Linked DNA regions of Homo sapiens: region 1 is linked to region 2. The links are chromatin loops, found by intact Hi-C in ENCODE. Cell type or tissue: Calu3. All regions are shown on one strand. Links, peaks and the distances in the headings refer to the core of each region. The heading gives the core; the rest is flanking DNA.

Region 1 (8,335 bases), core at 283-8,282, 400 kb after region 2:
ATCACTCAGGAGCTACTTGTTGAATGAAGGCAGGAAGGAGTGAAATCCGATACCAGGGTCAGTGGAAGTCTTCGGAGCATATGCGATGGATGCACAGGGTGGCTTTGAAATCTTATAGAACCCCTAATCCAACACTTTCTGGCTGTGCGACCTTGGCAAATCATCTTACCTCTGTTTTATCTTCTCAGTTTTACCTTCTGCCTCAGTTTTATCTTCTGCAAAAAGGGAGTTTTAGAACTCCAAGAGATAGTATGCAAGAAATCCTTTTGTAAACAAAAGCATTATGTAGATGTTCATGTAAAACGTGATGAGAGAGCTGCAAAGGTGAACACAAGTTTCTACTCTCAGGAAGTCACTAGCACTCCTCTAATTCGAGAGAGGAGGTGCTAAGGACCCCAAAATGTACAATCACAGCATCTGGTATTAGCCCAAGGGTAGATAAATTGGCCAGTGGACTAGAATAGAGGCTGCAAAAATTGACCCATACAGGTATGGAAACTTGATATGTAGCAGAGATGGCCCTGCAGGTCAGTGGGAGAAGGGTGGACTTTTCTATAAATGGTGCTAGAGCAATAGAATGTCCATATTAGTAAAAGATGAGCTGAATCCCTACCTCACACCATGCATAAAAGATCAGTTCCAGGTGTACTGAAAACTTACACACACAAAAAAAACTCATAATAGTCAAGGATGTCTTAAAGAAGACCTCAAAAGCATAAATCATCAAGAAAAACATCAATACATTTAATTAAAATTCAAAACTTCTGTTTATCAAAAGATGATATTTACAATATAATATCCAAAATATACAAAGGCCTTCCACAAACCAATGTGCTAAAGAGGCAATAGGAGATTGGGCAAAATATATGAACAGGCAATTCACAGAAAAAGAAACATGAATGGCCAATAAACATATGCAAAGATGGTCAGTCTCACTAGTAATCAGAGAAATATAAAACAAAATCCCAGTAAAGTGCCACTTCATGCCTGTCAGATTGGTGCAAAAACAAAGAAGTGGGACAGTAGGGACCTGGAGTCTGGAGAACTGTCCTGTGCTGCAGGCAGGAGTGGAAATGGGTAGAGCCACTCTGGGAAACAATTTGGCAGCATCTAGAAATGTCGAAGTGCACATACCCCAGTGACCCAGAGTCTTGACATAGAGAACCTCTTGCTCATTGCAATAATGATAATACTAGTAAGGAATTTGAAACAGCCTCCATCCCTATCAGAGGAAGAATGCATAAACAAATTGTGGGGTAGTCAGCAAAATTCTATACTGCAGCAAAAATAAATGATTAGAAATTCATTATGAATCTCAAATCTCAAATAAGGGGAGGGAGAACATGTTGCAGAACATCAAATTTCTATAATATCATTCATATAGTTTTGTTTTGTTTTGAGACAGAGGCTTGCTCTGTCACCCAGGATGGAGTGCAGTGGCGCTATCATAGCTCACTGCGGCCTCGAACTCCTGTGCTCAGGTAATACTACCACCACAGCCTTCTGAGTAGCTGGGACCACAGGTGCAGTGGCACCACATGCAGCTAGTTTTTTGTTTGTTTGTTTGTTTTTTATTTTTTTGAGATGGAGTTTCACTCTTATTGCCCAGGCTGGAGTGCAATGGCACGATCTCAGTTCACCGCAACCTCTGTCTCCTGGGTTCAAGAGATTCTCCTGTCTCAGTCTCCCGAGTAGCTGAGATTACAGGCATGCGCCACCATGCCCAGCTAATTTTGTATTATTTTGTATTTTTTAATAGAGACAGGGTTTCTCCATGTTGGTCAGACTGGTCTCGAACTCCCCGCCTCAGGTGATCCACCTGCCTCGGCCTCCTAAAGTGCTGGGATTACAGGCATGAGCCACCGCGCCTGGCCTAATATTTTTATTTGTAGAGAGAGGGGTCTCTCTATGTTGGCCAGGCTGGTCTCAAACTCCTGGACTCAAGCGATCCTCCCGCCCCAGCCTCCCAAACAAAGTGTTGGGATTACAGATGTGAGCCACTGTGCCTACCCTGGCTTCAAGTTCTATTCCTGTAATTCCACAAACTACGTGACTGGTGGCATGAGCCGCTATGCCCAGCCTTCATATAGATTCTTTAAACATGCCGAACAGAATACCATATATTCCATAGGAATGCACAGATATGGTAAAAGTATAAAGACATTCAGAGGAATGATAAATACACCATTCTGCAAAGTTTTTACCTCTGGATAGAGGGAGATGTTTAATAGGAAGGAGCTTCACACATTCACACATCTTAGTAAGGTTTTCTTTCTTTCTTTCTTCTTCTTCTTTTCTTTTTTTTTTTTTGAGACAGCACCTCTCTCTTTCAACCAGGCTGGAGTGCAGTAGCATAATGATAACTCACTGCAGCCTCAACCTCCCAGGATCAAGGGATTCTCCCACCTCAGCATCCTGAGTAGCTAGGACTACAGGCACACGCCACCATGGCGGGCTAATTTTTGTTTGTTTGTTTGTTTGTTGTAGAGATAAGGTCTCACTATGTTGCCCACACTGGTCTCAAACTCCTGGGCCCAAACGATCCTCCTGCTTCGGCCTCCTAAAGTGCTGGGATTACAGGTATAAGCCACCATGCTCATGCTTGGTTTTATTTCTTGACCAGGATAGGAGACACACAGTGTTTGTTTTATTCTTCATCACTTTTTTTTTTTAAGGTGCAGAGAGTCATGGTGGGAGGCCACATAAAACCCAGTCCTACTCTGAACTTCAGTTTCCGTATTTTAATAACCTGGTCATCCTTTCTGGGAAATACCTAGCACAAAGACTGGCTCATGAGGAAGTGCTCAGTAAATCTTAAGAACATGAATAGCCCAGTCTGCAATCTTCACTGGGGTCCTTCACACCCTAGTCCCAGTCAGCTGAGACTGCCCCCGCCCAAGCACCACCATACAACCAGGTCTCCCAAGTCCACCAAGCTCTATCATGCCCCAGGAATTTGCACACACTGTTTACTCTTCCTAGAATGTCTGTCCTCCCTATCTCTACCCAGTCAGTGCCTACTTCTCCTATTATAATCCAGCTCAGGCATTCCAGCCCATGGAAAGCAGAGGGTTCCCACAGAACCCACCCACTCCACCATCTATATTTATCATATTGTAGATTGTTGCACCTTGCTATGGGTCTGTGTCCTGGAGCAGACTGTGAGCTCTTCCAGGTCGCAAACCTTGCAGCCCCACCACCTGCAAGAGGCCTGGCCTCAGGAAGGTTTATTGAATGAAGAAAAGGACTGAGTGACCCAAAAACTCAGAAACCAAAAGGGATCATTCCAAACTGTCAAAAGGAAAAAGCAACCCCACCACCTGCTGGACTGACTGCTTGGTCTTCATTGAGTGTTCTTGATGGGAATGTGAACTTCAAAGTCAAAGAGTGCTCGGGGCCTATAATCCCAGCACTTTGGGAGGCCGAGGCGGGTAGATCACCTGAGGTCAGGAGTTCGAGACCAGCCTGGTCAACATGGTGAAACCTCATCTCTACTAAAATACAAAAATTAGGTGGGCATGGTGGCACACACCTGTAATCCCAGCTACTAGGGAGGCTGAGACAGGAGAACCCCTTGAACCTGGGAAGTGAAGGTTGCAGTGAGCCAAGATCGCACCATTTGCCCTCCAGCCTCGGCGACAGAGCAAGACTCCATCTCCAAAAAAAAAAAAAAAAAATGCTGCATTCATATCCAAGCTGACCCACTTGCCAGCTGTGTGACCTAGAGCATGCTACTACATCCCTCTGAGCCTGTTGCTGGGTTTACACAGCCAACATTGACTAGAGATTATCACAAGGGTTATTATAAAGATTCAATGAGATCATAGTGGCAAAATGCATGGCTCCTTTCTTGGTACAGGTAGCAATTATATGACTATGGTCAAGAGGAAGTTGTTTACAGGGGAGGATGGAAAGAACTTGATCAGGTTACTATGAAAGTGGGAGGGCTGGGCATGGTGGCTCACGTCTGTAAACCCAGCACTTTGGGAGGCCAAGGCAGGCAGATCACCTGAGGTCAGGAGTTTAAGACCAGCCTGGTCAAAATAGTGAAACCCCATCTCTAATAAATATACAAAAATTACCTGGGTGTGGTGGTGCATGCCTGTAGTCCTAGCTACTCGGGAGGCTGAGGCAGGAGAATCGCTTGAACCTGGAAGGTGGAGGTTGCAGTGAGCCGAGATTATGCCACTGCACTCCAGCCTGGGCAACAGAGTGAGACTCCGTCACAAAAAAAAAAAAGAAAAAAAAAGAAAAAAGAAAAAAAAGAAAAAGAAAATAAAATAAAACTAATAAAGAAAGAAAGAAAGAAAGAAAGTGGGAGGCTGATCAAAAATTCCAGGGGGCTGAGCACAGTGGCTCATGTCTGTAATCCCAGCACTTTGGGAGGCCAGGACAGGAGGATCGCTTGAGCCCAAGAGTTCAAGACCAGCCTGGGCAACATGGCAAGACCCCATCTCTACAAAAAATTGAAAAGACAATTAGCCGAGCACGGTAGCATGCATCTGTGATCCCAGCTTCTAGGGAGGCTGAGTTGGGAAAATCACTTGAGCCCAGGAGGTCAAGGCTATAGTGAGTCATGTCCACGCCATTGCACTCTAGCCTGGACAACAAAGTGAGACTCCGTCTCAAGAAATACAACAACAACAACAAAATTCCAAGAGAAGCCAAGCACAGTGGTGAGCATGCCTGTGGTCCCAGCTACTTGGAAGGCTGAGGCAGGATGATCTCTTGAGCCCAGCAGTTTGATGCTGCACTAAGCTATGATCATGCCGTTGCACTCCAGCCTGGGCAGCAGACAAGACCCTGTCTCAATTATTTAAAAAATTCAGGCGCGTTCTCCAGTTCTGAACAAAACCACACCCAGGGAGGCTGGCCCAGGAGATGAGAAGGTCAAAAATATGCATGAAGTTAGTGCTTCTGGGGCTCTTTCCTCCTGTCCTTTGTGCCACCCCCTGAGTGAGGCGCTGTACAACACTGTAGAACTAAAGACCCTCCTCTCTGTCTGCCCATCCGCTCTGGCACCCTCCAGTCTGTTCTCACATGTAGCCCAGGGATTCCAATCTGGACCCGTCTTTTCCTTGTCAGCTTCCATCTGTAGGGGCGACAGAGCCTGCAGCACCTTCCCCAAGGGATGTGTCTGGAGTGATTTGCCAAAGGCATCGTCTGCACTATATCTGCAAAATCCACGTATGTCCACTTGTCGAGTTCTTCCATCAAGGCAACACACAGGATAGCAAATTGCTTATGGTTCAGACTCTAGACGATGAATTGGCTAATGTTACATGTTGTACAAGCTAACAAATATATAAAGTTGACAGGGCTATATGGTCACTGGAAAAGAACAACATGTACTTCAAGGGTTCCAATGAGATTTTCTGAGCTAATGTGCCAATCTTCTTTGGTTCAGATCTCTCTGGACAATGTAATATTATCCTGGTGACATGGACATTAGCCACTGGGGCACTTTGTCCCATGCAAACGGCCTAGCCAGACAGGAAGCTGACCCAGCTTAAGATCTGCCATTTTTCTTTTTTCTTTTTTTTTTTTGAGATGGAGTCTTGCTCTGTCACCTAGGCTGGAGTGCAGTGGCACTATCTTGGCTCACTGCAGCCTCCACCTCCAGGGTTCAAGTGATTCTCCTGCCTCAGCTTCCCAAGTAGCTGGGGTTACAGGTGCGTACCACCATGCCCAGATAATTTTTGTATTCAGTAGAGATGGGGTTTCACCATGTTGGCCATGCTGGTCTCAAACCCCTGATCTCAAGTGATCTGCCTACCTCGGCCTCCCAAAGTGCTGGGATTATAGGCGTGAGCCACTGGCGCCTGGCCAGATCTGCAGTATTTCCTAATGGCTCTCGGGAAGGTCACCAATGACCTCCTTGTTGGTAACACCATAGGATACATTTCCACCTCCATCTCTCCTGATCTCTTGGCAATACTTAACCCCACAGAAACTTCTGTTCCCTTCCATCTTACCATACTCTCCCAGTTTGTCCCCTAGTTCTCTGGTCACTTCTCCTCCTTGGCTACCTCATCTGACTCCCCTGGGCTGTAAAACTTGGAGTTTGAGACTGTCTGAGTCCCTCTTATTTTTCTAGACTCTCTGCACAGGCAACTTGAACTACACCCAGGCCATGGCTTCAACCACTGTCCTTATGCAGATGATTCCCAAATGTTTATCTCCAGCCCAGTGCAGACACTGTGGTCTCTTGCCTGGACTTCGCTAAGAACTGAACTTGTTCCATGCATCCACCTGGCCCCTCTCCATGTGGGTCCCTATCTACTAGTTCTCCTCATTAGGTTTTCAAAGCACAGATCCAATCATATCACCCTCACTTCTGTTCAAAGCTTCAATGGTTTCTTGTTGCCATCATGTGGCCTCCAAGATCCTGGGTGGTCAGGTCCTACCCATCTCCCCAGCCTCATTTCTTTTTTCTTGGCAGGAGAACAGAGTCTCACTCTGTTGCCCAAGGCTGGAGTGCAGTGGCACGATCTCGGCTCATTGCAACCTCCACCTCCTGGCTTCAAGCGATTCTTGTGCCTCAGCCTCCTGAGTAGCTGGAATTACAGGCATGCATCACTGCAACCAACTAATTTTTGTATTTTTGGTAGAGACAGGGTTTCACTATGTTGGCCAGGCTGGTATTGAACTCCTGGCCTCAAGTGATCCACCCGCCTTAGCCTCTCAAAGTGCTGGGATTACAGGCATAAGCTACCATGCCTGGCCCTAGCCTCATTTCTTGCCATCTTCCCCATCCCTCTCTGCCTCCAGCCACTCCAGCCAACTTCCAGATCCTCAAATATACAACGCTTCTTCCCACGACACAGCCTTTGCATACCAGTTTCCCCTCTTCAGAACACTTTTCTCCATTCCTTGGCCCAGTTAACTTCTCCCAATGGAAGCCTAATGTCATTTCCTCAGGGAAGGCTTCCCTGGCCTCCCACATGACACACCCATGGCTCAAGTCACTTTCCTTTATGGTGTCCGTTGCAGTTGGTGATGGCATCTTCAATGTGTGATCACTGGATGGATGTGTCATGCTCCCGGGCTGGGCATCCCTAAACACAGGGATCATGCCTGGTTTTCTTCATTGTTGTATCCCCTCCTACCCTCAGCAAGGGCATGTAGTAGGTGCTCAATGAATGTTTGTTGAATGAATGAGTGAAGGCACGTCTGCTTTCCCACCTCCATCAATAGGCTCTGTTTATTGTTGTTGGATACTGTTTGTTGCCAGAAATGTCTACATTTCTGCCCGTTGCTATGAATGCAAGTTTGAGTGCTTTGCCAGATGCTCTCTCATTTAATTCTTACGACCGCCTCTGAAAAGGTTCTAGTATCTATTCCCTTTTGACAGATGAGGAAACTGAGGCTCAGATTTTAAGCAACTTGCACAAGATCACACAGCATGTAGATGACAGAGCCTGTTCTCAAGCCCCATCTGTTTGATTCCAGATCCTGGGTTTTGTAACCACAACACCCTTTTCACAGATAGGCTGGGGTGGTGGGTCCTTACCTGATGATGGAAGTGAAACTCAAAACTGCAGTGACTGAAGCATCATAGGATGAAGACCCAGGCCCACAAGACCCTGGAGCAGGGATAGTATGAATGACAGGGGAGGAGTGGGAAGGAGGGGCCAGAAGGAGAAAGCAGCTCCGATCTAGTGTGCGTGTGGGGCATGACGGTCACGGAGCATAAGTAGTGGAAATGCACAGACCTCACTTCTGCCTCTGAGGCATTGAGAATTCAATACCCAGAGAGAATGAGATGATGTCAGACACTATGCATGGAGGAAGGACCAGGTGATACTGAACAGGAGAACAGCTGTTTCCAGGGAAGACCTGTTCTGAGGGGACACATCCCTGTCTGAGTCTAATCATTCTCAGATGCTTTGATTCCACCTCCGCAGTTTCTCTCATACCCCAGGAAGGGAAGGGAAGGGAAGGGAAGGGAAGGGAAGGGAAGGGAAGGGAAGGGAAGGGAAGGGAAGGGAAGGGAGCAGGACTGGGCAGAAGGAGGAATTGAGCTTCCATGCAGTCAGTGCAAGCCTCAGCCTACCCTACATCGGGAGCTGGGATGGCCCTTCAGAGTCATCCTGAGCAATGCCAAGCTTTTATGACCCTGGGTTGGTCAGTCACTGGATGTAGAGCACCAGTGTAGGAAGGAGCTGTCACCTCTGGGGAGGCGGCTGTCCATGGATTCTCCACGTGCCTAAGTCAATGTCATTCGGCTCCTTTTGTGCCAGGCTCTGGGCTGGGTGCTGGAGACACAGATGCAGGGGGAAGAGACAGGTAACAATGTCATCAGGTGGTCCCCAAGCAGGACACTCCCATATGC
Region 2 (8,335 bases), core at 44-8,043:
CGCCATCTGAGTTTAGAGTCTGAGTCTCATCCCTGTCGGACAGCAGCTCTTATTCTTTCCAAGCTTGGGAGAGTTGTTGTATCAGAATTAATCATCTGTAGGAGATATCGGACAACCTGGCCTGGTTCCGATGAACAGTAGAGGGCTTGCGGGATATTATAAAGTCCTAAATTAGCTCTGTCTGGAGTCGTGCAAATAATACTCATTAGATGAAGTGAATTCCTCCTCTCCTTGTCCCCACTTTCCTTCAATGAGACCTGCTCCTCTCCCTGTAGTCCCTAAATCTGTTAATGGTAACATCACCCCTCCCAAAATTGCTGAAGTCCCAAACCGTGAGCTCACCCATGACCCTTTCCTCTCTCGCCTTTCACATCTGTCCAGTCACCAGGTGCCCTGATTCTACCTCTTCTCTCAGCTCCCTATTTCAACCGCATTGTCCCTGCCCCAGCTCAGGCCTTTGGACCTTTGATAGCCTCGGGTCCTTCCTACACCTGGTTTCATTCCTTCCAAACTATCTTCCTCCTGGGTGCCCTGGTGATGCGTGGATGCATGTCCCTCGCCAGTTGAAACTCCATCCTTCGCCTGCAGATCGAGTATAAATACAGGGTGTTTGGGGTCTGTTCTGCCCGTTCCAGCCTCTGGCTCCCAGGTGCCCTCTTCTTCCTCTCTATCCTGTCTCTGGATAATCTGGCCCATTGCGAGGGCCTTGGCCATCCTTGGGGGCCTGACGACCCCAGATCTCTCTCCCAAGCTCCAGACACATTTCCCAGGGACCACAAACCTCTCTAGGTGCGTGCCCTCCAGGGTCCTCTGTGCAGCTCATCATCTTCCCACTGCCTCCCCTCTGCCTTTCCTCATTCCCTTATATTCCCTGTGACTACCTAGACATAGGGGGATTATCCTTTATGTTCCTGTCTCTCTCTCCCAGTCATCCAGTTTTGTTGATTTTAGCTCCAAAATATTTCCCAAACCTCTGTCCTTCCCTCTGACTCCACTGCAGCCTCAGTTTGGACTTTTCCTGTCTGCCCCAGACCATCCAACCACTTGGGTAAATTTTCTATGTGACAGCCTGAGGCATCATCCCATAATACACATCTAATTAAGTTGCTTTCTTCTCAAAACCTTTCAGGGAGTCCCCATCATTTTAGGACATTGCTCAAACTCTAAACCAACATTCAAGGGCCTTCCCTATGAGACTCTTACTTCCTAGCTAGGCCTGATCTTCCTCCATCCCCTTCTCATACATCTCTCATTCATTCTGGCATGGGCTCTGGAATCTGCCTGCCTGGGTTCAAATCCTGCCTTTGTGACCTATTGGCTGTGTAATCTTTGACAAATTACTTGACATCTCTGGGCCTCCCTCTCCCTATCTGTAAAATAGGATTGTTGTGAGGATTAAGTGAGATAATACCTCCAAAGTGCTTAGAACAGTGCCTGACCCATAATAAGTGCTCAGTAAGCGTGTGCTAATGTTATTATTATTATTCGTGGTGGTGGTATTATCTGGCCCCTGCCAATCTCACTAGTGGGATTTCCATGTGCATACCCCCTCCACCTCTTATGTTCTCCAGCCGTCGGAACTATCTACAGTTTCCCAGAAGTGTCCTGCCCGCTCCTGCCTTCATAACCCCCCACCGAAGCAGCACATCATCTGCCCAGGTCCTTCCTTTCTGCCCCACTGCTCTGTCTCCCACTCTGCCCCAACAGGCCATTCTTGCCCTTTCCATCTGGCCCTAGGTGACCTCACTGCAGACTGCCTTCCATCTTAAGTGGACTCAGAAATTGCCCTGAACATTGAGGTAGGAATTTGCCCTGGGTACCAGGCTCATATCCCTGAGGCTGGCAGGGGCTGGCCCTGCCTCCTGTCTGGCATGCACCGTGTGACACTGATTTTGTCTACCAGAGGCTTGTTTTTGCCTGAGATCTGTAGCGTGTACCTGTGACATCAAAGGTCTGAGTTGCTAAGATTGGATGCAAATCCACCTGAGTGACAAAGGACTGCCCTAACTGGTTTTGACTTCCCCAGTATTGCAGACACAGTATTTCTTCAGAAATTGGCCTCTTACCTGCCCCTCATTGCTAATAATGTTTTGTGGCTTGATATTCTAGTTGCTGAATTTCTCCCTCCAAACATTTTAGCTTGCTTCCTCCAAATGCCCTGCTGATTTCCTCAAATGCATCATAAATCTCAGACCCAAATCTCCTCCTCTTATAGATCATCCCAATGTGCTGATCCCAACAGCACAGCAGGAACTCTCCGACGTGATGAATGCCACTTGTGTGTTTGTAACGCAGCCTTCGACTGTGGTGATATCAAGATAAATCATGGTTCAGCATTTGCTCGCTGGCGGAAGCCAGGGACCTTAGTCTGACCCCTTTATTTTATAGGTGACTACAACAAAGCCCAGAAAGTTAGGTGACTTTCTCGAGGTCACACAGTCAGAAACAATTGGGACTAAAATCCAGATTTTCTGTTTTTCACTATAGTACTATCTCTAACTTACCAAAAGCTATGACTTAAAAAAATTAAAAATTAATCTTAAAATTTTGGTAAAATATACATGACAAGATTTACCAGATTAACCATTTTTAAATGTACATTGTATGTATGTTAAGTGTACAGTGGCATTAAGTACATTCACATTTTTGTACAACTATCATCCATGTCCAGAACTTATTTTATCTTGCAAAACTGAAACTCTGTACCCAATAATCATTAATTCTCCATTCCCTCCCACCCCAGCCCTGGAAAACACCATTGTAATTTCTGTCTCTATGAATTTGACTGCTCTAGGTACCTCATATAAGTGCATTCTTACTTACAGTATTTGTCTTTTTGGGTCTAGTTTATTTCACTTAGCATAGTATCCTCAGGATGCATCCATTTTGTGCCATGTGTGAGAATTTCTTTCCTTCTTAAGGCTGAATAATATTTCATTTGTAGTGGTGTTTCTTTAAGACCATTTTAATGTCTTAGTAGAGTATCTTACTGCTCAGTAGTGTTGGAATTTTGAACGGGGTGACTTTCCCAGTAGCGGTTTCTAAATGTCCACTAGGGGGCAGTAAAAGCCACATAAAGTTTTCAGTAGGCCCGCGGAGTGCCAGGCAATTAGGCCACCACCTCCTCTGTGTATCTCTTTCAGCCATCCGTGTATACCGTTACAAGGTAATGGATTTCAGGTCCAACAGCAGGTTTGGATAAAACTAGAGATACCATCAGTTGTAGCATAAGCGCGAGTCTTCCTCACACTCCAGCTAACACCAGTGCAGAATACTTCATTCAATATGTTGGTTTCAGATGGTATTTTTATTTAATTCACTTAGTCTAGTGATTCTCAGACAGAGTGCTCATCAGAATCACCTGCGGTGATTTTTCCAGAATACACATGCCCAGGTCTCATCTCAGATCGATTAAATCAGAATTGCTGAGGCTGGGGCCCAGGAATATCGATGATATTTTCATTCTGGTCCATGACTTCTTTTTAAGAGCCAACGTGTTACTTTTTAACTTTAATAACTGCTGGGAAAGGGTCATTCTTGAATAAACCTCAGAGGAGAGTGAATATGAATTCTGAAAAATGTTTCTCTTTTTAGGGTAGTAGTGGCGGAAGGGTCTGGTGGCTATGGGAACCACGTTCTGAACAATTGTGAGGGTTTCCTGTAAATCACACCTGCGCTTTAACAAGCAAGGAACCCAGACAGAAGATTTGAAACTGGGGCAGTCTGGCCAACTCAGGATCTACAGATATAGTTCCTGGATGGCCATACTCAGGGCCAAAATCTTTAGGGTGAGGCCAGAGTACAGACCTCAGTGCTGTCTGATACATTAGGAGGATCTTTCCTACAGTAAGCGGAGGAACAAGAGATCTTCAGTTTTATCTTAGAGGCAAAAATGGCACCGCAAACTTGAGGTGGGGTCGGGAGACCTCAGTTCTCATCCTGACCATACTGCCAGCCAGTTGTGGGACCCAAGGGAAGTCACGTCACCTCTCTGAGCCTCCGTTTCCCCCTTGACTTTTGAGAGTACTGGGTGATGATGATCCCTGAGGATTCTTCTAGTTCTAAAAATTCAATGATTCTATGAGTATTAATAATCTTGATTTGTATGGCACTATTCTGGCAAAGAGCAGAAGTATTCAGGAATCCAATGAGTGACGGAGACTATTGACCAGGTAGTTTAATTTATTTAAGGCATATACATGGAATTCAAAGGAGAAAATATTGCTCTGGATAATATATTGAACTGTTAGTGTCTTCGGCATAGCAAAAGCTTTCCAGAGGGAAAAATTTCCCATCAGTGCAAACTTGACATTTTTCACTTCCTGGTCCATAACTGCCATTTGTCCAGCACACTTATATTTACTGTAAAGGGCCAAGTGTACGAATGCTTTGGTTGAATATTAAATAACTACATAAACGTCAAGGTCACAGTTGCAAGAAAGCCTCAGTGGAAGGCCCTGGGAGGCTTGCATTGATCTCTTGTGAAGTTCCATTCTCGGATCCTGCTGACAAGGGGAAACAATTGATGTGGACCATTATTAAGGCTTTAAGTGTTTCTCCATTGTTAAAGATCTTTTACAAGCCCAGAATAAGTGATAGTGCCCAAGGAATTGGCAAAAGCTTTATTTAGAAATATAGGCTGGTCAAAGAGATAAGCGCAAGGCACAAGCCAGAGTGCAGATGTCCTGGCTTGGGCTTACACAGCAAAGGTGGAGAGCTGAGAGGAGTCTGTCACTGGGGCACCCACCAACTCAGCCTGCCAGGCACTGCTGTCAGATTTCAGAGGGGAACTTTCACACCAGAAGCTGCAGAGAGCATGGATCCCTCTTTCAAATCCACCCTTACATTTCCTCCAGCTTCTCTCTGCTTGTGAAAACCTCCTCTCCTGCCATTTCAGTCCATCCGCTCTCCATAGCTGCAGGAAGCACCTCACCAGCATCAGGGGCAATGGGGCGAGGATGAATTATGCAGACCCACAGGTCCAGATCGACTATCTGGACTGGTCAAGTGCCTGGATAGTTAATTATGTGAGTGTTCTGCTGACCTGGAGCTGGGAGGAGAGCAAATACTGTGGACGACGGGATCTTGTTTCAAAAAGATCTCAACAGATGGAAGGATTGGTCAGGTCTACCAGATGAACTTTAGAAGGGATGTAAACATAAAACAAACATTTCCTGTGCACTAGCTCAGCTCTGTGTTTGGTGTTGCGCTTGGCCCTTTGTACGTTTTAGTTTATTTCATCCTTACAACGACACAGTGAGGGTAGGTGTCTATATCCCCATTTTTAAAGTGAGGAAACCAAGACATGGTAGGATAGAGGAAGGTCCAAGGGCTTCAGTCATCAATCTAGATTCCAATCCCAATTCTGCCCCCGCGTTAGCTGGCAAGTCACTTCATCTTCTAAAAAGAGTGACAGCCAGGCTTTGGATTGTCTTTTATTTCTCAGGTTCTAGGTCCTTAGCCTCTTGCATTTATGATTGCATTTAATCCTCAAAACAACCTTTCTCCTATTTCACAGATGGAAAGGGTGTAGATAACTTAAGTCACTTGTCCAAGGCTGCAGGGTAAGGAGCAGGGCCAGTGTCTGAGCCCAGGCCATCTGACTCCAACACCCATGCCCTCAGCAACTGCTGTACCCTCTCTGTTCCTGACATAAAAAGACACAACCATATTTTCTGTGAGGGTTAGATGAGCTAATTAGGTAAGTGCCTGATATAGTGCCTGGCATTTCACAGGCGCTCATAAATGATATTAGCTCACCATCATTATCATTCTCAGCACTATTATTAGTTATATGACCTGTTCAAAGTGGTAGCTAATAACTGGCGAAACAGGATTTGAACCCAGGTCTTGTGACTGCCAGTCCACTACACTCTCCACCTCGCTCTGGAGCACAAGACTGGGGACAGTCCTGATGTCACCATCTCAGTACCTTGTGCAGTGTCATCTCCATGGAAGATGCTCAGCCCCTGCTCAGATCGGCAGGGATCATCTTGTCACTCATTCACCACACATTTGCTAAGGCCTTGCTCTGTGTTAGGGATCCAGAGGGAAAACAATATAATGTCGGCCATCCTTTTTTCCCCCTCCAGGTTCAAATGGTGAAAGACGATGACCCCTCCTGGAAGCCCACTTTTATCGTGAAACCTGATGGTGGTTGTCAGGGTGATGGAATCTACCTCATTAAAGACCCCAGTGACATCCGCCTGGCAGGGACCCTCCAGAGCAGGCCAGCGGTGGTCCAGGAGTACATCTGCAAACCTCTCCTTATCGACAAGCTCAAGTTTGATATTCGTCTGTATGTCTTACTCAAGTCCTTAGACCCCTTAGAGATTTATATAGCCAAAGACGGACTCTCTAGGTTTTGTACCGAGCCATATCAGGAGCCCACCCCCAAAAACCTGCACCGCATCTTTATGCACTTAACCAACTATTCACTGAACATCCACAGCGGCAACTTCATCCACTCGGACAGTGCTAGCACTGGCAGCAAAAGGACTTTTTCCAGCATCCTTTGTAGACTGTCTTCCAAAGGCGTTGACATCAAGAAGGTCTGGTCTGACATCATCTCCGTGGTGATTAAGACGGTCATCGCGCTGACTCCAGAGCTCAAAGTCTTCTACCAGTCAGACATCCCCACGGGGAGGCCGGGCCCCACGTGCTTCCAGGTAACCATTGCCAGTTCCCAGCCTGCGTTTCCAGCCTTGACCGGCCTCAAGAGGGCTCTCTGGCTTCGTGTAGGATGAGTGATCGGGGTGGGATGGCCAGAGGAGGGGACAGTGTTGGTGGTGCTGTGGGCTTGGGTGTTAAACCTGGGCCCAACTTCCAAGCTTTCTGTTTGCTCCCTGTGTGATTTGGGGCAAGCTACTTCCCCTCTGTTACCTGTAAAATGAAATGAAGAATACCTATCTTAAAAGGTTCTTGTAAGAATTAAATGAGATAACACATGTAAAGCAGAGTTTTACATTCATTCGTTTACTCATTCATTCATTCACTTACTCATTCAACAACCTTTGCCACATGCTTAGTAGCGGTCAGACATTGTCCTGGGTTCTATTGAGACAGCAAGTCAGGGCCTTGCTTGCTGATGCATAGAGTCTGTTGTGAGAGACATATAATTTAAAAAGCAATGATTATGGAGGGTTTTAAATGCTAGAGTAGAATAAGAAACGTCTGAGGTGCTGAGATCGTGGGGCCACGTAACATTCTCTGGGCGGGAGTGGCGTGGTCAGGGAAGGCTTCCCAGAAGAAATAGCAGTTGAACTGAAACCTGGAGCGAGAGTTAGATGAAGCAGGAGAAACTGGGTAGGGGTAGGGGAGGCAAAGGGTTCCAGGTGGAAATGTGCTGAAGCCAGAGGGGTGAGTGGGAAGCAGGAGGCACTGGAAGAGGTTGAGTATGGTTGCTGGGTGGGGTTTAAGGCAGAGATGCGGGGGAGATGAGGGAAGGTGAGGTGGGAGAGAAAGGTAGGGGCTGTGTCGAGAGCCTGGGTATTGGTTCGGGGGGGTGGTCCCTGGAGAATTTTAAGCAGGGGAAAGATGCATTCCAATTTGTATGTTTCAAAGAACAGTGTCTACAGAGTAGAGAACACACTGAGACAAGGCTGGAAGTGGGGAGGTCCCTAGGAGACAGTTGCTTTCACATAAGCTGGAGAGGATGGTGGTATGGACTGGGAAGGTTGTGGTGAAGGTAGGGGGGATAGACAGATCTGGGTGCCAGGGAAGGAGCAAGAAGGGCTCAGCTTGGTGACTGGATGAGGCTGGAGAGAGAGGAGAGATGGTGGCAGTGAGGGCAGGGAGAACCTGAGGCTGATGTGCAGGTGGCTTGGGTACTTGCATGGATGGAGGCCCCGGAAGAGGACCAGGCTGTTGGGGGAAGGTTGGGAGTTGGACTTAAAGTGCCTATGTGACATCCAAGTGGAGAGATTAAGGGGACAATTGGCTATTTGGAGCTTGGAGTTCAGGAGACAGAGGCCTGGGTTGGGGACAGAGATGAGAACTCATCAGCAAATGGTGACCAAAGAGGGTGACGAGAAGACTGAGAAGACACCTGTGGGAATCACATTTCACTAAGGGAAAGGCAGGGGAGGGGGAGGGAGCCAGGAAAGGAGGCCAAGAAGCAGTGTCTTGAGATAGAATAAATATCAGGAGAGAAGGAGCCGGAATGGCAAGGATGAGGTGCCTGGGGAAGCAGACAGGGTCAGCGCTTCAAATGCTGCTGAGACGCCGGGCAAGACCAGCACTGAAACTGTCCTCTCCACTCGTAAGGAGTTGACTGGAGACTTCAGTGAGAATTGTCTTCAGCAGAGCGATGGAGCCAGGGCCAGAGTCTGGTGGA

Evidence for each region. A loop is a pair of places that touch in the nucleus more often than their neighbours do. Peaks named below come from ENCODE experiments on the same cell type or tissue, not always from the same donor. Only the 100,000 strongest peaks of a DNase experiment are listed, where the experiment ranks them.
Region 1: it touches region 2 in a loop (18-fold over the local background); 2 of 110 quality-filtered maps call a loop at or near these places.

Annotation. Positions count from the first base shown.
Region 1 is chr9:121,589,578-121,597,912 of GRCh38, reverse strand. It overlaps a transcript of DAB2IP not described here. Among named protein-coding and RNA genes, the nearest start is that of DAB2IP, 58 kb to the left of the region's middle. RefSeq lists an enhancer at 1-347. In Calu3, for the core only: a CTCF peak has its summit at 3,294 (motif pointing left); a DNase peak (open chromatin) is centred at 3,322.
Region 2 is chr9:121,987,528-121,995,862 of GRCh38, reverse strand. TTLL11 (tubulin tyrosine ligase like 11) reads left to right here. Exons shown (of 9, transcript NM_001139442.2): 4 at 6,093-6,668. Among named protein-coding and RNA genes, the nearest start is that of TTLL11, 100 kb to the left of the region's middle. In Calu3, for the core only: a CTCF peak has its summit at 3,079 (motif pointing right); DNase peaks (open chromatin) are centred at 3,082 and 6,672.